Linked DNA regions of Mus musculus: region 1 is linked to region 2. A link is a loop called in an ENCODE intact Hi-C map of the cell type or tissue named here. Cell type or tissue: gastrocnemius. All regions are shown on one strand. Links, peaks and the distances in the headings refer to the core of each region. The heading gives the core; the rest is flanking DNA. Region 1 overlaps Gm36660 (a long non-coding RNA gene). Region 2 has its middle 33 kb from the start of 4933435C09Rik.

What was found. Peaks named below come from ENCODE experiments on the same cell type or tissue, not always from the same donor. Only the 100,000 strongest peaks of a DNase experiment are listed, where the experiment ranks them.
Region 1: a loop joins it to region 2, with 2.0 times the contacts of the local background. A loop is called at or near these places in 2 of 42 quality-filtered maps.

Annotation. Positions count from the first base shown.
Region 1 is chr12:80,080,849-80,083,754 of GRCm38, reverse strand. Gm36660 (a long non-coding RNA gene) reads left to right here. Exons shown (of 4, transcript XR_872852.1): 2 at 1,398-1,533; 3 at 2,577-2,651. Among named protein-coding and RNA genes, the nearest start is that of Gm36660, 3.7 kb to the left of the region's middle. In gastrocnemius, for the core only: no CTCF peak of the experiment used is centred there; no DNase peak of the experiment used is centred there; H3K4me3 peaks cover 117 bases; H3K27ac peaks cover 2,302 bases.
Region 2 is chr12:79,968,516-79,971,421 of GRCm38, reverse strand. No RefSeq gene overlaps it. Among named protein-coding and RNA genes, the nearest start is that of 4933435C09Rik, 33 kb to the right of the region's middle. RefSeq lists an enhancer at 1-2,792. In gastrocnemius, for the core only: a CTCF peak has its summit at 1,446 (motif pointing right); DNase peaks (open chromatin) are centred at 840, 1,003 and 1,383; H3K4me3 peaks cover 170 bases; H3K27ac peaks cover 2,500 bases.

The DNA.
Region 1 (2,906 bases), core at 165-2,664, 110 kb before region 2:
GGCAATTGAGAAAGGATCTCCAGCCACCACAGAGCTAGTGATAACATGTTCACACTAATTCAAGAATTCCTCGTGCTGTGTTCCTTTGCCTCTCTGAAACAAGCTGAGTCTGCAGTGTACCACGTCTGTGGACCCGAAAGTCTGTACCTTATGCTGTGCAGCCTGGAGTCAGGGCAGAACACATCCTAGCCTGTCCCTTGTGGAGATTAAAGGCAATGAAATTATGATGCGACTTATGGCCCCGACAGGGTAGGCCATGAAAGCCTTGCTGGGGTCCTAACCTTGGGAAAGATTATTTGGCAGAGCCGATATGGAAGTGGATTTTGAAAGGTGGGCAGAACGACCACATGGTCAGCTGGGATCCAGTGAAAGAGCCTCCCAAGCAGAGGAAAGGGGAACCTGTGAGGGGAGGAAGTGTGAGGTGCTGAGGAAGCAGCAGAGGAGAGAACACAGGGCTGGAAGGAAGGGAGGCAGGGAGGGGGCCTGGAGGAAGAGAGAGGCAGCAATAACAGACTCCTTGGAACAGGAGATGAGGGACCCCAGGAGACTGACTGCTCTCTGAAAACAAATGGGGGAGGGTGCTCTTCTCATGTGGGGACACCTAGAACAGGGGCTTGCCTTCTTCACCTAGTGGTCCTTCCTTCCCAAAGCTTAGCCAATGGTGTGTTCTGTGCCCGGGGCTTGGGTGGGTCTGTGGTGGCAACGGCTTACAGATGATGTCCTGGGAGATCTTCAACTCAAGAATAGGACAGGTGGGAGGCAAGCTGAGCACCAAGAGGCGGTCCATCAGGCAGGGTGTGTCCCCAGACACTCTGCATCTGCCTACTATCCCTGTCCCACCCTCTAGGGTGCAGTAGAGGAGGTACTACAATTTCACAGACAAGCGCCTCAATTCTTCCATGTTCATAAGGTCATCCTCCAGCCTGATGGGCCTCCTTCCCTCTCTCTTCCCTCCCTCCCATCCTTCTTCCCACTGTATTCAACAGCTTTGATCCTGGTTCTTTATTGACTCTCTGACACAGCACATAGGAGGTCCCTTCATTGGGTTAGACATTGAGAGCATGGGCACAAGGCATAATATTAGACGGTTGGGGTGAAACCTCCTCGCTAGCTCAGTGATCTGCGGCAAATGTCTTCATCTTAGTCTCAGCACCCACAAAGCAGGTTAACAGAGACAACTGTACAGTCTGTTGGATTCCATGGGAACACTCCTATAAAGAGCTTTGGTGCATAGTAAGTGGTCCATGGATATTAGCTGCTGCTGTTTATTTGAATTGGTTGCTCACTCTGGGAAAAGAGGTTCCTGAGAACTTTTTTTTTTTTTTTGAGAAAATAATGCAACAATGAAAAGATAGCCACCATAATAGCAAGTCTTTATTTTTCATATCCATTTCCAGTACTTATGGAGATCCTAATCTCAGAACCCAGAGCCTAGAGAACTTTGTTTTCTTTGACCTGCTCCACTAAATCTGCTGTGCATAGACTCAGCAGATGACTGTGAATGTGGGATCCACCCTCGCACCCAAGCTGAGGGTAAGAGCCCTGGATTTATATTTCTCCTCGCTCCTCTATGCCTTGCCTGCCATAGATCTGGGAACCTGTTTCTCCTCATCTGTTAAATGGGAGTAGTAGTGTGAATATGGGCAAAGAGCCCAGCACATAATAAAGGATTAGGAAATGCTAGTTCCCAGCCCCTCCCTTGGATTTAGTATGGGGTGCAGAGAATGGGAGGAACCCAAGGTTGGGGGACTCCAAGGTGGCCCAAGGCCTCCTACCTCCCAATGCCACACAGTGATGCCCCCAGGACACCTGAGTGAACTGGAGACCCCATCTGCTCTAGAGACGGGCTAGCCAGCCTGTGGTTTATTTTTCTGATACTTCAGTGAGAAAGGAGGGGTTGTGGGAACCCCCATAGGTTCATGAAGGATGGGAGCTGAGGAAAGCCTGACCTGGGAGCTAGTGGGGGGCTCTGTTGTTGGGATGGGCCTACATCTTGTTGGGGAGAGGGACCATGGGCTTATGTGGGTGAGCCAGGGACTGCAGGGTTCATGAAGAGTTCAGAAAGAGCCAGGCACTGGGAGAGAGGCCACTATGATTAAGGGGAACTCATTAAAGCAGGCTGGTGGGAGCTTCCTGGATAACCTGGCTGAGTTACCTAAGTAACTTCCCTCTATTCCCTGCCCCCTACAGACCACTTCTATCAAATGCCAGGGAACATTATGTTAATAACGGATAATTGCCTAGGCTCTGAGAGCATTTGAGAAACCACGGCACTTTAAAATAGTATTTTAATTTTATGTGTATGAGAGTTTGCCTGAACATATATCTGTGTACCACATGCATGCAGTGTCTGTGGAGGCCAGAAGTGGGTATCGGAGCCCCTGGAACTGGATTTATAGACAGTTGTAAACCTTTGTGTGGGCGCAGGGAATTAAACACCATCTTCTGGAAGAGCAGCCAGTGCTTTTAGCGGCTAAGCCATCTCTCTAGTCTCAGTCGGGACATTTTAAAATATTCATTGTCTACTTCTAACTTCACAAGGAGGCAGCATAAGAGGCAACAATGCTGTTTCACAGGTAACAAGACTGAGACTTGAAAGGCTGAAGAGTGGCAGGAGTCATTTCTGCTGTCAAAGAACCTGCAGCTGATGGGTGAGTAGGGATCCCAGGGTTGTCTCCATTATTATTGCTATTACAATTTTCTTTCATATATTTATATATTATTTATATCAATTTTATTTTATTTATTATAATTGTTGCTATTATTATTTTTATGTGTCATAGCTGCCCTTGCCTTTATGCAACTGGGGCTGGCCTTGAACTTGCAACCATCTTCCCTCTGCTTCTTGGGTGCTGAGACTTTTTTTTTTTTTTTTTGGGTTTTCTTGAGACAGGGTTTCTCTGTAT
Region 2 (2,906 bases), core at 306-2,805:
CCCTGACCAGTAATGTCTGCCAGGATGGTAGGGGAGGGGCATTTTCCAGGTTGAGGGTTTTCTCTGGGTCTGTTAGGGCCTGGAGACGCAGGGAAGCTTGCAATCCCAGGCCTGGGGGAGGGCAGGTAATATGAACTCCCAAGAGAAAGGGATCTGGGGCAGAGGAGAGAGGGAGGGGAGAAGGCTGGCTTTCCAGCATGTTCTCTATACCCTGGTATCGAGAGGCACTCCATCCTTCATTCCTCTGGCGCTACTGCTCCTGCATAGCTGTGCTGACTCACAGTGGACATCAAGGTTCACAAGTGACTGTTCCCAGCGCTGGGGCAACTTCCAAACTGGGTCATGGTAACCAATGGTAACCGGAAGAATAGCCTATAGAGTCTGAGTGTCCCCATAGCTCTCTCTACAGACAGAGTAAGTAAATTTTACCAAGAAGGGAAACTGAGGCTCAGAGAGGCTGAGAGGTTGCCTGAGTCTGCATACGCAATAAGCGCTGCTGCGGCCAGTTGTCAAACCCTGAAGGTCAAACCTCAGAGTCACAATCTTGATGCAGAGAGGGGCCCCGACAGACACTCAGTGACTATTTCCTGTCTTCAGCAGCTTTGGTCAGTGGCGGGGAATCAGAAAGGCACTTGCCCAGACTCTCCCAGCCCTCACGTTGGACAGCCTCAAGTTAATGTGGACAGTTGTGCCTGACTGTCAAGCAAGCCAGTCTGAGCTGGATTCCATACTTTACTTGCTGAACAATCCAAGCCTACTGCTCTCTGAACAGCCCTGGCCAGGAAGAGACCACCCCTGGATCCGGAGTCCGGCGCATGGCAGGGGGAGTAGGAAGAGCTGAGGAGGGAGTGTGGGGCCCCAGAGTTCCAGCGGTGGGTTTCCCTGCTTCAGGCTTGCCCTGGCCAATGGTCTTGCTTTCAGGCTTCTCTGTGCTCTGAGCACATCTAAACATTTGGAGAAAAACAAGAAAGTGAACAATAGGCGCTTGTGGGCTGGAGAACAGGGCTGACTTCCCCCTGGGACCCGGGCGCTGTTCGTAAGCTGCCCCAGCTGCACTCTCACGGTTGGGATGTCACTGGGGCCTGGCTGAATTACAGCCTTGTCCTCCATGGGGCCTGCTACCAACTCCTTTCATACCCGGGGAATGCAAATGTTGGTAGGGGGATCTGGAGCTGTGTAGAGACAGAAAGCTTGCTTTCCTGCCTGGAATTTGGGAAATCAGACAAAAGAACACACACACATACACATACCCCTATTTGGCATGGAAGCTCTGCCAAGCCATGCCCTGACAGTTGTGTCCTAACCAGAGAAGTTTGCCCCACAGGAAAAAAACCAAAACCCCAGCTCTCTATCAAGTGGACTCTGGGCACAGCCCCAAGAAGCTCAGAGTCCACAGGACCTAGAGACAGAATTCCTAATGTGTGCCAGAGCAGTTTCACCAGGAGGTGGTAGCAAAAGTACCCCCATTAGTTATAGCACTGAGGGAGGTGGGCCAAAGGTGCTCTTCTGAGCTGGCTCCTCTGAGGTTTTTAAGACTGTTGCTTCTCACCATTACAGCCTAAGCCACAGGGAATGAGAATGTAGTCAAAGTATCAAGATTAGAACAGAGAAGAACAAAACAGAGCCCAGACCCCCTCTCAGCTAGGGCTGACCAGTGGTATCATTCATACCCAGTAAGTAGGGCTAAGTTTCCCTGTCAAGAGTTCCTCACCTTTGTTCCCAGGACTGGAGGCGGCTTTGAGCAGTGTCCCGTCTGGGTGGCATCCCTGGAACAGGTCTCAGGCCCTGGTGTTTTTGAAGTAGCTGCCCAGACATCCCATCATAGGCTCAGGAGGGTGAATAGCCCTTCTACTCACCCCTCCCACTCCCCAACAATGTTCTGGATCTGAGAGCACTTCTGGGTTGTTTGTGCCCAAGGACAGGAGGAATTTGGCAAGAAGTCTGTGGTTGGAGGACAGTGCATTTACTTTGTGAAAGGATGAGTGAAGGACCATTCGGGGAAGTAGGGAGCACTGTTGTCAGAGTTGGGACTGGAGAGATTAGAATGGGTCAGAGGACTCCTATGAAGGACATGAGTAACAAAATGGGGGGTTCAGAACAAATGGGTTGACCTCTGGAGAGCAAAGGCAAGGCTTTAGTGTCTAAGAACTTCAAAATGGCTGTTAGGTCCCGCTAGATATGTGGTTCCTCCTCTTTCCTGCCCTAAATAGTTTTGGAGACAGAATCGTCTTTTTTTTTTTTTGAACTTTTATGAGTGTCTGTTTGTCTGTCTATATGTATGCACATCACAGGAGTCCCTGTGGAGGGCAGGAGGACTCTTGGGAATTGGTGTTATGAACAGCTGTAAGCTACCACGGGGTAGCTTACCCAAGCCAGGTCCTTTGCAAGAGCAGCAGTGTTCTTAACTTGAGCCACTGCTCCAACAGTGAGACAGTGTTTTTATGCAGCCCAGGCTGACCTCAAATTCTCATTCTCCTCCGTCTGTCTCCAGAGTGCTGAGATTAATGGACTACATTATCACCATACCTGCTCTTAGTCTACTTGTTGGTCACCTGGGACTGTGAAACCTTCGTAGTCTCTGCACTTCTCCTGCACTTCTCTGCACTGTTCCTTTCAGCACATTAACATGAGGCTTTGTTCCTTGTTAGGGAGCTGGGCTGAGTCCCACAGGGGCAGTGTCTCTAGGCACCCTGATCTTCTTGTATTCACTGCTCTCTTGAAAGTTCACTCATCTAACAAGAAGGAGGTAAGCAAGCAGCCTGTATGCATGCTTGAAGGGGACACTCTGTTCCTTGGAAGTAAAATAGCATTACCATTGCTTTTTTTTTTTTTTTTTTTGATTCACAATCTCTTGTATCTTTTCCACCAAGCCTCCCAAAATTTCTATTAAATCAGTGCAGCCTTAA